Linked DNA regions of Homo sapiens: region 1 is linked to region 2. A link is an interaction called in ENCODE POLR2A ChIA-PET data of the cell type or tissue named here. Cell type or tissue: PC-9. All regions are shown on one strand. Links, peaks and the distances in the headings refer to the core of each region. The heading gives the core; the rest is flanking DNA.

Evidence for each region. ChIA-PET counts read pairs that join two places held together with the same protein. Peaks named below come from ENCODE experiments on the same cell type or tissue, not always from the same donor. Only the 100,000 strongest peaks of a DNase experiment are listed, where the experiment ranks them.
Region 1: POLR2A ChIA-PET joins it to region 2 with 13 read pairs; 3 of 35 experiments call an interaction of 5 or more read pairs at or near these places.

What each region holds. Positions count from the first base shown.
Region 1 is chr6:27,641,044-27,649,051 of GRCh38, forward strand. No RefSeq gene overlaps it. Among named protein-coding and RNA genes, the nearest start is that of TRV-AAC3-1, 6.0 kb to the right of the region's middle. RefSeq lists an enhancer at 1,565-2,338. In PC-9, for the core only: no CTCF peak of the experiment used is centred there; no DNase peak of the experiment used is centred there.
Region 2 is chr6:27,719,122-27,725,326 of GRCh38, forward strand. TRL-TAA2-1 (tRNA-Leu (anticodon TAA) 2-1) reads right to left here and starts at 2,080; the gene lies at 1,998-2,080. RefSeq lists enhancers at 130-209, 2,245-2,314. In PC-9, for the core only: a CTCF peak has its summit at 2,330; DNase peaks (open chromatin) are centred at 1,700 and 2,050; H3K4me3 peaks cover 2,063 bases; H3K27ac peaks cover 1,704 bases.

The sequences.
Region 1 (8,008 bases), core at 2,188-6,187, 76 kb before region 2:
CTGTCTCAACATAAGAAAAAAACAACACCATCAAAAGCATCCAAATTGGAAAGGAAGAAGTAAAATTGAGCCTGTTTGAAGATAACATGACTTTTTATAGAGACACTCCTAAAGACTCCATTAAAAAGAAGTGTTAATACTAATGAAAAAATTCAATATATTTGCAGAATATAAAATCAACATTCAGAAATCACTTGCATTACTATACAGTAACAATAAACTACATGAAATAATAAACAATAAACTACATAAAAAGAAAAATTAAAGGACAATCCCATTTATAGTAGCACCCCTCCCCCTTAAAAAAGAATTAAACTTAATCATGAAGGTGAAATGTTGTTAATGTTTGTTAAAATTTTCAGTGATGTACAATTAATGCAATCCGTATCCAAATCTATCTGGCAGTTTTTATGAAACAGAAAAAAAGACCATAAAATTCATATAAAACTCATATGAAACTACAAAGAACCCAAAGTCACCAAGTCAATCTTGAGAAAGAACAACAAAGCTGAAGACATCACACTTCCTGATTTCAGCATATACTACAGAGCTACAGTTATTAAAACAGTCTGGTACTAGCATAAAGACAGGTATATAAACCAAAATAACAGAATAGAGAGTCCAGAGATTAATCCATAAATATATGGCCAACTGATCTTTAACAAAGTTGCCAAGAACACACAATGGGAAAAAAACGATCTCTTCAACAAATGATGTTGAGAAAACTAGATATTCACATGAAAAAGAATGAAATTAGACCCTTGTTTACACCATTCACAAAAATTAACTAAAATGGATTAATGACTTAAATCTAAGATCTGCAAATATAAAACTCTGGGAGGAAAGCTTTAGGACATTGGTCTTGGCAATGATTTAATTACTATGACATCAAAATCATAGCCCAAAATAGCAAAAATAGAAAAATGGGATTACATCAAACAAAAGAGTTTCTTTTTCTTTGTTTGTTTGTTTTTTTTTGAGATGGAGTTTCGTTCTTGTTGCCCTGGCAGAAGTGCAATGGTGCAATCTTGGCTCACCGCAACCTCCACCTCACGGGTTCAAGTGATTCTCCTGCCTCAGACATGTGCCACCATACCCAGCTAATTTTGTATTTTTAGTAGATACAGAGTTTCTCCATGTTGGTCAGGTTGGTCTCAAACTCCCGACCTCAGATGATCCACCCACCTCGGCCTCCCGAAGTGCTGGTATTATAGGCCTTCTGCACAGCAAAAAAAAAAAAAAAAAGCAACCTATTAAATGGGAAAACAAATTTGCAAACCATATATCTGATAAGGGGTTAATTTCCAAGATACATAACTCTTACAATTCAGTAGTTAATCAAAACAAATAAAAACAAAAACCTGGTTAAAAATAAAAATGGGCCCGGTGTGGTGTCTCACACCTGTAATCCTAGCACTTTGGGAGGCTGAGGCGGGCAGATCACCTGAGATCGGGAGTTTGAGACCAGCCTGACCAACATGGAGAAAACCCGTCTCTACTAAAAATACAAAATTAGTTGGGCGTGGTGGCGCATGCCTGTAATCCCAGCTGCTCTGGAGGCTGAGGCAGGAGAATCACTTCAACCCCGGAGGCAGAGGTTGCAGTGAGCCAAGATTGCGCCATTGCACTCCAGCCTGGGAAACAAGAGCAAAATTCCGTCTCAAAAAACAATAATAGTAATAAAAATGTACTAAGGACTTGCATAGACATTTCTCCAAAGACGATATACAAATAGCCAACAACCATATGAAAAGACGCTCAATGTCACTAATCATCGAGGGAATGCAAATCAAACCAAAAGTGAGATATCATCTTATACCTGTTAGGATAACTATTATCAAAAAAACAAAAGACAAGTGTTGGTGAGTTCGTAGAGAAATTGGAACTTTCTACCCTGTTAATGAGATTGCGAAATGGTGCAGCCACTGTGGAAAACAGCATGAAGTTTCTTCAAAAAATTAAAAATAGAACTACCAGGCCGGGTGCAGTGGCTCATCCCTATAATCCCAGCACTTTGGGAGGCCAAGGTGCATGGATCATTTGAGGTCAGGAGTTCGACACCAGCCTGAGCAACATGGCGAAACCCCGTCTCTACTAAAAATACAAAATTAGCTGGTTGTGGTGGTGCCCAGCTGTAATCCCAGTCATTCGCGAAGCTAAGGCAGGAGAATCACTGGAAGCCAGGAGGCAGAGGTTGCAGTGAGCCAAGATTGCGTCACTGCCCTCCAGCCTGGGTGACAGAGCAAGACTGCATCTCAAAAAAAAAAAAAAAAAAAAAAAAAAAATAGAACTACCATATATGATTCAGCAACCCCACTTCTGGGTATATACCCAAAAAAATTGAATTCAGAATCTCAAGGACATATTAGCACACCTATGTTCCTTACAGCATTATTCACAATATCAAAGATGAGGAAGCAACCTAAATGTTCATCAGTGGAGGGATTAATATAGAAAATATGGTATATACATACAATGGAATATTATTCAGCCTTTAAAATAAAGGAAATTCTGGCCAGGCATGGTGGCTCACGCCTATAATTCCAGCACTTTGGGAGGCTGAGGTGGGAGGATCGCTTGAGCAATATAGTGAGAGCAAAAAATTAAAATATTAGCCAAGCATGGTGGTGTGCAGTCCTAGCTACTCAGGAGATTGAGGTGGGAGGATCATTTGAGCCCAGGAGGTTGAGGCTGTAGTGAGCCAACATCATACCATTGCACTCGATCCTGAAAGGCAAAGCAAGACCCTGTCTCAAAAGAAAAAAAAAAAAGGAAATTCTGCAACATGCAACAGCATGGATCAACTTTGAGGACATTATTGTAAGTGAAATGAGCTCCCACAAATGGACAAATACTGCTTGATTCCACTTGAGATGTCTGAAACAACCAAACTCGTTGAATCAGAAAGCAGAATGGTGGTTGCCTGTGGTTGGGGCAAGGGGAAAATGGGAATTTCATTTATGCAAGGTAAGTTCTAGAGATCTGCTGTACAACATTGTGCCTGTAGTTAACAATACTGTATTGTACTCTTAAATTTTTGTAGCCGGGCGTGGTCGCTCACGCCTGTAATCCCAGCACTTTGGGAGGCTGAGGTGGGTGGATCACCTGAGGTCAGGAGTTCAAGACCAGCCTGACAAACATGGAGAAACCCCTGTCTCTACTAAAAATACAAAATTAGCCTTGGCTTGGTGGCACATGCCTGTAATCCCAGCTACTGGAGAGGCTGAAGCAGGAGAATAGCTTGAACCTGGGAGGTGGAGGTTGTGGTGAGCCGAGATTGCGCCATTGCACTCCAGCCTGGGCAACAAGAGCAAAACTCCATCTCAAAAAAAAAAATTTTTTTTTTGTCAAGGGAGTAAATCTCATGGCAAGCTCTTTTTGCCTCAATACTTTTTTTAATCAAAAGAAAAATGGACTTACCTTTACTCTCTAGCAAAATATGTGATAATACTTGCACATTACATCAAATAACTACAACTTAAAATCTTTTCTTCCTCAATTCCAATAAATTCTGCTACTAGCCCCACAAATTAGGGCCCCACCAATCTAGTGTGTACAGGCACCACTGGAACTGCCAGAAAGGTTGGGCTCCCACCTCCAGCTCTAGACTGTCTTGAATTTCTGACCCCCCACCTCTGATTGACCTCAATTTCGAGTCCCAGGGGACTTCCCATTCCACCCACTAAGGAAGAGCTTTCTGACAGCGTAGGATGGCTCCTAGCAGCGACTGAGCGCCTAACTGATAGGACCTTATGGCTCGAGCACCTAACTGGTAGGCTGTTTTGGCTGGAAAGGCCAATCTGACTCCAGTAACTCTCCCTTTGTCCCAGAGAGATGCAGCCCACATTGACCCCTAGTAAAACCATCTGGAGCCGAAGAGATGTAGATCAAATGCAGCTATGAAGTAAGTCTCAGGATTGGAGGAATGGAGCAAACTGAAAAAGAAAGGGAGATCAGCAGAATCACATTAAGCAGAGCTTCTGAAGGGCAGATATTCCTGAAAATCCTGAAGGCAGAAACCTTGTCTTATCTCCATCTGCGACCCACCTCAAATCATGCTTCCACCCCTCCCCCAGAAAAACACAACCTTCACGGAAGAGTTTTGAAAAGATTTCCGGCAAGAAAATAATGTTACCAGAGACCGTTGAGGTCTTTTGTCTGGTCACCACTGGTTAAAATAAAGAAATCAGTAAACTTTTTATTGCTGTCAAAACATATGCTCATGTGCTCATTGGCCATTAACATATTCTGCTTTGGAAGTGCCTGTTCAGGTTTTTTGCTCATAACTCTAAAAGTGAAAGATAAATAAAGTTATGAGGGGGATAAAAAAGAATTGAATATTTATGTGAGCTTGGGGAAAGAAAAATTTCTTAGGGAGACACAAAAATAACTAAACCAAAGTTAAATAAATTGGACTTCATAAAAATTAACAATTTCTTCTTCTAATTATTATTTTTGAGACGGAGTCTTGCTGGGTTGCCCAGGCTGCAGTACAGTGGTGCGATCTCGGCTCACTGTAGCCTCTACCTCCCAGGTTCAAGCAGTTCTCCCGCCTCAGCCTCCCAAGTAGCTGGGATTATAGACATGTGCCACCAAAATTAACAATTTCATCACAAGAGATCATTAAACTGTTTCCCAGACTCAAGTGACAAGAAGATATATGCAATACAAATATCTGGCAAAGAACTCTTAAGTGATATATATGGATCAATGATAAAAAGATAGCACAATGAAATGTGCGCAGATGTGATTCAAAGGGAAGCTCTGCCAGGCGTGGTGGCTCATGCCTGTAATCCCAACACTCTGAGAGGCTGAGGCGGGAGGATCTCTTGAGCCCTTGAGTTCGAGACCAGCCTGGGCAATATAGTGAGACATTCCTTCCCCCGCCTTCAACAAAACATTAAAATTTTAGCCTGGCATGGTGGCATGAGCTTGTGGTCCCAGCTACTCTGGGGGCTGAGGTGGGAGAATTGCTTGAGCCCGGGGAGTCCAGGCAGCCGTGAGCCCTGATTGTGCCACTACACTCCAGCTTGGGCGACAGAGTGAGACCCTGTCTCAAAAACAAAAAGAAAACAAACAAAAAAACCCAAACAAACAAACAACAAACCCCAAAGGGAGTTCTGCTCCGTTTGATAAACCTTGAGAGCCTCACTCTTTCCTAATTGTGAAGAGTGGCGAACCAGGTAGGTGGGACCTGTGCCACCTGCGCCTCAGCCCAGGTCAGAAGCTGCGCAACTGTAGAGACCAAAGTTAGGGCCCCACAGCGATACTAGTTTTGCAACAATGTTCAGTGTTCACCTTTGGTGTTGACGTTTGTGTTGACGACTGGAGTCGAGTTTAGTGAAAGAAGAATTAACTAAGCTAAAGTGGAGAGAGAAGAAAAAAAACAATACTGGCAGGATATATTTCTGCCCAGTTTCAGGAGAGGATTTTTCTTGTGTGTGGCAAACGTGAGAACCACTACTCTGTGGAAACTACCGTACACCCAAGAGTCACCTCTAAAAATTAAAATGGAGGTTTCTTGGATGTCCTGTATTTAGTATTGTGAAATGTATTTTTTCCTTTAGAGCATTTTCATATTTGAGGCAAGTTTTTCCTTTCCTTGTATCTTCCATTTATCAAAACCAGCAATACCAAAACTCCACAACCCAAGACCCAGGAAGGGGTTTCCCCAGTGACCCAAATACTTCACAAATGCTGGGCCAGGTGAAGAAGGAAAGGTATTTTGACAGAGGAAATTTTTTTTTTTTTTTTTTTTTTTTTTTTTGAGACGGAGTCTCGCTCTGTCGCCTAGGCTGGAGTGCAGTGGTGCGATCTCGGCTCACTGCAACCTCCGCCTCCCGAGTTCAAGCAATTCTCCCAGATTCAAGCAATTCTCCTGTCGCAGCCTCCTGAGTAGCTGGGACTACAGGCACACGCCACCATGCCCAGCTAATTTTCGTGGAGTTTTTTTAGTAGAGGTGGCTTTTCGCTGTATTGGTCAGGCTGGTCTCGAACTCCTGACCTCAGGCGATCCACCTGTCTCGGCCTCCCAAAGTGCTGGGATTACAGGCATGAGACACCGCGCCGGACCGAGCAGAGGAAACTTTTAAAGTTGACTGACTTCTTTGCTATTAATAAACTTTAAACTTTTTTTTTTGCCTTTATGAAACCACTGCAAAATTATAACTGAGACAGTGAAAGAGATCTGACCTAACCATCTTTCTTCTAACCTCCAAGCTGTCCTTGTTCATTCCTGGATGTAGGCTGAACTAACTTTGGGAGGAACTTAGTTTATAGTTTATAGTTGTTTATAGTTTAGAACAAAGACCATAACGGCTTTTTCCCAAAAGAAACTCCCTTCTTGCCTGGGGACCAGTCGCCTGTGTAGGACTAACAAATTAGCTACAAGATTACAAATTATGGTTTAGGGGTCCGTCATGCATCCTCTGGCTGCAAGAATCTGAAGCTCCCCATATTGCTCCTGGGGATAACATCACTACTGTAAAACCTAATATCGGTGCTTGAGATATTTTGCAGACCCTACATTTGATGGATCAGCTACCACCACCCAGTTCTGCAATCCCACCCAGGAGCAGAAGACAGCAAGAAAACCTCACTTCGACCCCTGCTATAATTCCATCTCCAACCCGACCAATCAGCAAGCCCCTTACCCGCTAAATTATTTTTTAATTAATTTATTTATTTTTGTTTGTTTGAGACCAACTGTCGCTCTTGTTGCCCAGGCTGGAGTGCAATGGCACAATCTCGGCACAGTGAAACCTCCGCCTCCCGGGTTCAAGCGATTCTCCTGCCTCAGCCTCCCGAGTAGCTGGGATTACAGGCTCCCCTCCCGCCACTAAGCCCAGCTAATGTTTGTATTTTTAGTAGAAATGGGATTTCACCATGTTGGCCAGGCTGGTCTCCAACTCCTGACCTCAGATAATCTGCAAACCTTGGCCTCCCAAAGTCCTGGGATTACAGGTATGAGCCACCGCGCTCGACGCTAAATTATCTTTTAAAATTACCATCCCCCAGTGCTCCAATGCTCAGGGAGACGGATTTGAGAAATAATAAAACTCCGTTCTCCCACGCAGCTGGCTCTGAGTGAATTACTTTCTCCATTGCAATTTCCCTGTCTTGATAAATTGGCTCTGTCTAGGCAGCAGGCAAGGTGAACTCGTTGGGCAATTACATTTAGTGACCTGAAAAATTTTTTTTTAATAATCTCAATATTTTGTGATTTGGTCATTTCAGAGTAATGCAGCATTTCAGAGTAAAGCAGGAAAACCTGTTTCATAGAATCTTATAACAAATTCTTCTGCATGCGAGGAAGATCAGTGAATTTCTCAGTAATTCTGTTCCTAGAAAAAGCCTGGGCCCCAACTGTGGATGTTCCATTAGTGCAGACTCTATGCCTTTCTTCTTAGTTTGGTACAGTTTCAGATACAATAGTCCCTTTACTCATGGGGGATATATTCCAAGACCCCTAGTGGATGCTTGAGACTGCTGATAGTACTAAACCCTATAATAACTGTTTTTTTCTTCTATACACGCTGTGAAAGGAAAATAAATCTTAGAACCCTAAAATCACTAAGTCAACAGAAAAGTCAAGTTGGGAACTACACGCAAAACTGCCTCTCATTTTATTCCTAAACAAGATAGCTAAAAAGATAAAAGAGCCACACACCTCCCTCACAATTTGCCCACAAGGAAATTCCTTGTGGGCTTTAAGGTATTTATCCTAAAACAATTCTGTTGAATTTCACCCTGGCAATGTAAACTAATAGCTTACCTTCACAGGTGTGGGACAGAAAGTCATCCCTCTGGCCGGGTGCGGTTGTTCACGCCTATAATCCCAGCACTTTGGGAAGCCAAGGTGGGTGGATCACCTCAGGTCAGGAGTTCGAGACCAGCCTGGCCAACATGGCAAAACCCTGTCTCTGCTAAAAATACAAAAATTAGCCAGGCGTAGTGGCATGCGCCTGTAATCCTAGCTACTGAGGAGGCTGAGACAGGAGAATCGCTT
Region 2 (6,205 bases), core at 126-4,125:
CACAATCATGGTGGAAGGCGAAAGGCACGTCTTAGGTGGTAGCAGACAAGAGAGCATGAGAGCCAAGTGAAAGGGGAAACCCCTTATGAAATCATCAGATCCTGTGAGACTTATTCACTACCACAAGAACAGATCGGGGGAAACTGCCCCCGTGATTCAATTATCTCCCACAACACATGGGAATTACGGGAGCTACAATTCAAGATGAGATTTAGGTGGGGACACAGCCAAACCATATCATCTGGAGTTTCATTTCGAAACATAACAAAACCACTCATCCTCTTTTTCCTACCCCATCCACGTGACAGAAATAAAAGTAAGAAAACCAACCTTTGCTAGGGATGAATTATTCTCCTCTGTGGGAACTTAGTCTTTCTCAAACCTGAGTATTCTGGCTGTGAGGTTGCAAATAAACATTCTCAGAAGGTGCTTCCTTCCCTGCGCCCCAACATCCCCAACCCTCTCAAGGCCAGGAACAAACTCAAAGCACTGAGGCAGCTCATGAAAGTGACCCAATTTGTGCTGCCACCTGGATCAGATAAATTTCAAGTGTGGAATCTTGGTGTTTGATCTCAACCTAGAAACATAACTATAAGGACAATAATCATCCAACATAGAAACAAATTAACTATCAGAACAATATCTAATTTCTGAGTTTCTCTGAAGGATGGCTCTAAAGGAAAGTGTGAGTTTCTTCTAAGAGAAAAGGGTACTAACCGATATAGTGGGAAAGGGCACTTTAAAATTTGCCAGGCATTTTCTTAGATACTATATATATATATATATATATATTTCTTTTAATCCTTACAACTCCCTTCTATGAAGTAGGGATTATTATTTTTATTTAACAAATGAGGAAATCAAGATTCAGAGATTCAATGGGAAAGCCAGAATTAGGACATCTGATTGCTGAGTTCCAAAGTCCACTCTTTCAAATGCTCCTAGAGACACAAGGTCCTATGAATTTTAAAGGCAACAGAATTTAGTATGCTGTCATTTCAATCACTCTGGGAAATATGAGTATTCAGTAATGGTGTTGGGATTAGTGGTAGTCTGCTGGAACTAATGCAGAGTTGGATCTCTACCTCACATATTACACCAGAGGAAAAATGAGATCAAATAATTAAATGTAAAAAAGAATATTCTAGAAGATACAAAGTTATTTTGTGAAATGACCTCATAATGGGGAAAGGCATATCTAAGTTAAACATAAAACTTGAAGAAAAGACTGATAACTTTGGTGGTTGCATAGATACCCATTTTCACATGTCCCAAGCCACCCCAAAGTTCAAAGACAACAAACTAGACTACTTGTGATTCATGTCAAAACAAAGTTTAATCAAGCCATATTTAAAGAGACCCTACAAATCATAAGAGAAAGACCTAACAACTAAGTAGAAAAATTAGCACAGAATACTATGCATGTAACAGAAAAGGAAATACAAATGGCTTTTAAACATATAAAAAGGTGCTCAAGGACAATATAACCAGTTAAATGCAAAATAAAACTCCCTGAGGGATCATTTTCACATTTCAAACTGGAAAAAACAAGATAAACTCTGTTGAGAAGGACTCAACCATGCTCTTCAGAGTGTGTGAGAGACAGCCCTAGCTAAGGGTTGGGCTTTTCTTGTACAATCATTTGGAAACTATGAAAATCCTGGGGAGTGGCTCTTATTTCCTGGGAGGTACCTAGAACTAGAGTTTCTTACCTGTGGCCTTCCGGTCAAATAGCCTCAGAGGTTCAGTTCCTGGTGGAATTGAAAATCCTGGAGTAGGCCATGGATGTGAGCGGTGGATATGAGGGATTTTTCCTTCTATTGGCAATCTGATAGGTTGTGGTAGAGAATCATTCACACACTACTGCCTGTTGAGGCGATTTCTTTAGATTTGAAGACAAAAAAACGTCAGTGTTAACGCAAAGGGGTAGAGAAACAATTAAGTTACCTTCGCGTACTTTTTAAATGCTGGTATTGAAAGGAGTCGAAAACTTAACCTACCGAGAGTGGGGTTCGAACCCACGCGGGCACCAGCCCATTGGATCTTAAGTCCAACGCCTTAACCACTCGGCCATCCCGGTGACTGGGGCAAGTTTCAAGGCAATCATTTTTTTATAACAACAAAGGCATTTGCACTGAGAGTCAAGGAAGTACCGAATTATTCCTGTTTTTACTGAATTGTATTAAAATATAAGGAGGATATAATAGGAAAACACAGCATGTGTTCATCAATCACTTCTCCTGAGTCTCCTCACTTGGTCAAAAATTTCCGGAGAAATTTTTGTTTGTACCTGATTTGAAAAGAAAAACAAGGGAGCGGTTGGAGGGGAAGGGTGGAGAGATGAGGGGAGGGAGTGCCCTAGTGGAAACCACAGCATTAACACCACCTACTACTTCTACTTCACTAAAGGCACTGTCCCGATTTTTTCTTCAGAGATCACTGTTTTGCCTGCTGAATTCAAACCTCCACCCCAGACACACTGATGTCATTGGAGGCATCAGGACTGGGGGCCCAAGTTTTATTATATTAAAACGAGTTCATGCTGGGGTAAATTTTAAGATCTTTAGTGGACAGAAAGGCAGTTCAAATTCTTTGATTTTAGTGACAAAATGCTTTAAACTGACAATGCAACCTATCAACAAAAGGACCATATTGAGCTGTGTGTGGGCTGCACAGAAATACGCCGCCCCAGAACTCTAAGTGCTCCCGGAAAAGCTCGCAATTGTTACAACAGAGAATCCAATTCTTGTGGCTAAAGTATCTCCTGGGGGACTTATTACAAATGTGGATTCTAGAACCCCTCGTGCAATGATCCTGACTAAAGCGATTTACTATGGGTCCCAAGAATCTTAATCTTACCAAGCACCCTCAAGTAATTCTAACTTCAATAGTCTGCTAAACGGCACTCAGTGAAGGGTGCTAAAGCTGTCATGGGGAATTTAAAAACTCATGAAATAAGCTCGTAGAAAGGAAGTTTAGGGTCTGGAGGACACAGAGCTGAAATGAAATCCTGAAGTAGGGTTGGAATATAATTAATTTATGTAACAATACTGAACACCTAGTGTGTGGCGTGCCCCTTTGTTTTTCAGGTAATCAGAGGAAAGCACCACAATATGCAAAGGTTGTGTGGTCTGCAGCAGACAAGCAAAGAAAGTCAGAGAACATCTCCTCAGAATCTCATCAGCTGAGGAAACAGGAGTCCAGGTCTTATTTGTGATGCTCAGGACTGCTTGGGTCCACATCAGGATCTTTATCTGCCTGATGAAGCCATGGGAAAGGAATGGACCCCTGAAGTCCTTTGGCTGTTGGGCTCTGGGTTCTGTCTCTGGCCAGATCAAGGTTCCATTCCTAGAAGAAGAGATACGGCCTGAGAGATTCCCGCTTCTACCAAACACTGAAGGAAATTCAGGTCTCTTGCTGCTGGGGCAAGAACTGACTTGAGGATGGGAATGGAGGTGACTGGAAGGTTCCATGAAAAGCATATCAGAGAAAGAAACCATCATAAATAGATAGACATAAAAATGTTCAGAATATTCTATTGCTGTTAGCTCTGAAACTACAGAGCAGAATCAATCAGCTGTGAAGATTTTTAAAGTATACTTATATAGAGGGTTTAAATATCTACATGTGACAGTAAAAAAGAAAACTATTCGAAGTATATGAAGGATGGTCGGCCTCAGTGGCTCCAGCTATAATCCCAGCATTTTGGCAGGCCGAGGCGGGCAGATCACCTGAGGTCGGAAGTTGGAGACTAGCCTGGCCAACATGGCGAAACCCCGTCTCTAGTAAAAATACAAAATTAGCTGGGCATGGTGGCGCATGCCTGTAATTCCAGCTACTCGGAAGGGTGAGGCAGGAGAGTCGCCTGAGCTGGGGAGGTGGAGGTTGCTGTGAGCCCAGATTGTGCCACTGCACTCCAGCCTAGGCGACAGAGCGAGACTCCGTCTCAAAAAAAAAAAAAAAAAAAAAATGTATATGAAGGAGAACATCCTTATACCCAGGAGACAGAAAACTTTTGAAAACTTCAAAAGCACAAACCATAAGGCAAAAAACAAAGAAGACATATTTGCTTACATTAAAATCAAGAATATAGCCACTGTAGTCTAGCTACTGGGGAGACTGAGGCAGGAGGGTTGCTTGAGCCTAGGAGTTCAGTGCCAGTCTGGCCAACATAGCAAAACCCCCACCTTTAAAAAAATCTTTTTTTTTTTTTTTTTTTTTGAGACGGAGTTTCGCTCTTGTTGCCCAGGCTGGAGTGCAATGGCGCGATCTCAGCCCTCCGCAACCTCCGCCTCCCAGGTTCAAGCGATTCTCCTGCCTCAGCCTCCCGAGTAGCTGGGATTACAGGCATGTACCACTATGCCTGGCAAATTTTGTATTTTTAGTAGAGACAGGGGTTTCTCCATGTTGGTCAGGGTGGTCTCCACCTCCTGACCTCAGGTGATCCCCCCGCCTCGGCCTCCCAATGTGCTGGAATTACAGGCGTGAGCCACCGCGCCCGGCTAAAAAAAATCTTAAATTAAAAAATCAAGAATATGTAAGGTAAAGGATACAGTAGAAAAATAAATATGTAGATAGATGCACTAATGGGAGAATATGTTTGAATTGTCTCCAAAAATGGCAAGGGCTTAATATATATCAAGAAGCCATGAAAATCTGCAAGAGAAGGACAGCAAGATCAAAAGGAAATGAACAAAAGATAGGACAGGCAATTAAAGGAAAGAAATATGTCATGACTAACAAAGATTGCACAAAACCTTTAGTAATCACAGAAATAAAAAGTAAAAAGATATATCGCATTTACTGTCATTACATTGGCAAAACTAGAAGCTGAATAAAATCAATTTTTGCAGGACTAGTGATAAAAGAACCCTCCTGTCCTGCCAGTCGAAGTTTAAATTAATGAAGCCATTCTGGAGTACTTCTTATTCAAATTAAGTATATTCACATTCTATGATGTAACTGCTCTGCTCCTAGGCATAAATCTTCCCCCACCCTATCCACTGCCTCAAATCTTACACAACTACCGAGAGTACACATGTGATAAAGTTAATCACAGCCTTATTTTAGTCTTTTGAAATTGAAAGAAAATTTAATATTTATTATTGGAAAGTGGACAGGTAAACTGTTATAAATGCACACCATAGGCTATTAAGCAATATAAAAAGTAACAGAGTAGATATACATGCAATAATGTGGATGGAACTTGAAATTATAATACTATTGAAAAAGAACACCAATAAAAGAGATATGGGTTTCTGCTTCTACCTGTGAAGAAGTCACTGTTAGGAAAATTGCAAACAACAAGAAAAATATACTGGACATAAGTATGTGAAATAACTGTTTTCAGGCATCGCCTGCTGTCAGTTTGGGACTGCGATACCTGAGAGAAGAGAAATAAATGAGGTGAGTCTTACAAATGTTTTAGCTTATTGTCTAGAGTACGATCAGAAAATGTGGTCTAAAGATGAAGCCAAGGGTGTTATTGTAAGTCCTTTATTAATACCACAGAGAGACTTAAGGTGGTATCTAAACAAACCCCTGAGGTTCTTAAGGACATACCTTAAGGATCCTATAGTTTAAACAATAACTCTACAACTCTTAAGACTGTGGCCCTACTGCAGTTTTATGGGAAGCCAAAGGGAGACAAGGCATTATTTTCATGAATGTGGCTTTTGTTTTAAAAGAGATTGGCGAACTTTAAAAAAAATTTTTTTTATTGAGGCAGAGTCCGGCTCTGTTGCCCAGGCTGGAGGGCAGTGAGTGGTTCGATCTTGGCTCACTGCACCCTCCACGTGCCAGGTTCAAGTGATTCTCCTGCCTCAGCCTCCCAAGTAGCTGGGACTACCACCATACCCGGCTAATTTTTTTTTGTATTTTTAGTAAAGAGGGGTTTTCACCAGGTTGGCCAGGCTGGTCTCAAACTCCTGGGCTCAAGTGATCCTCCTGTCTTGGCCTCCCAAAGTGCTGGGATTATGGGGGTGAACCACTGCTTCTGGCCTGGAAAACTTTTTCTTTAAAGACCCAGATAGTAAATATTTTAGGCTTTGTGGGCCATTCAGTTGATGTGGCAATTACACAAATCAGCTGTTGCAGGAAAGCAGCTACAGATAATGCTAAATGAATGAACGTGGTTATGTTCCAATAAAGCTTTATAAAAACAGATATAAGTCCAGATTTGGCCTGTGGGCTATAGTTTGTGAAC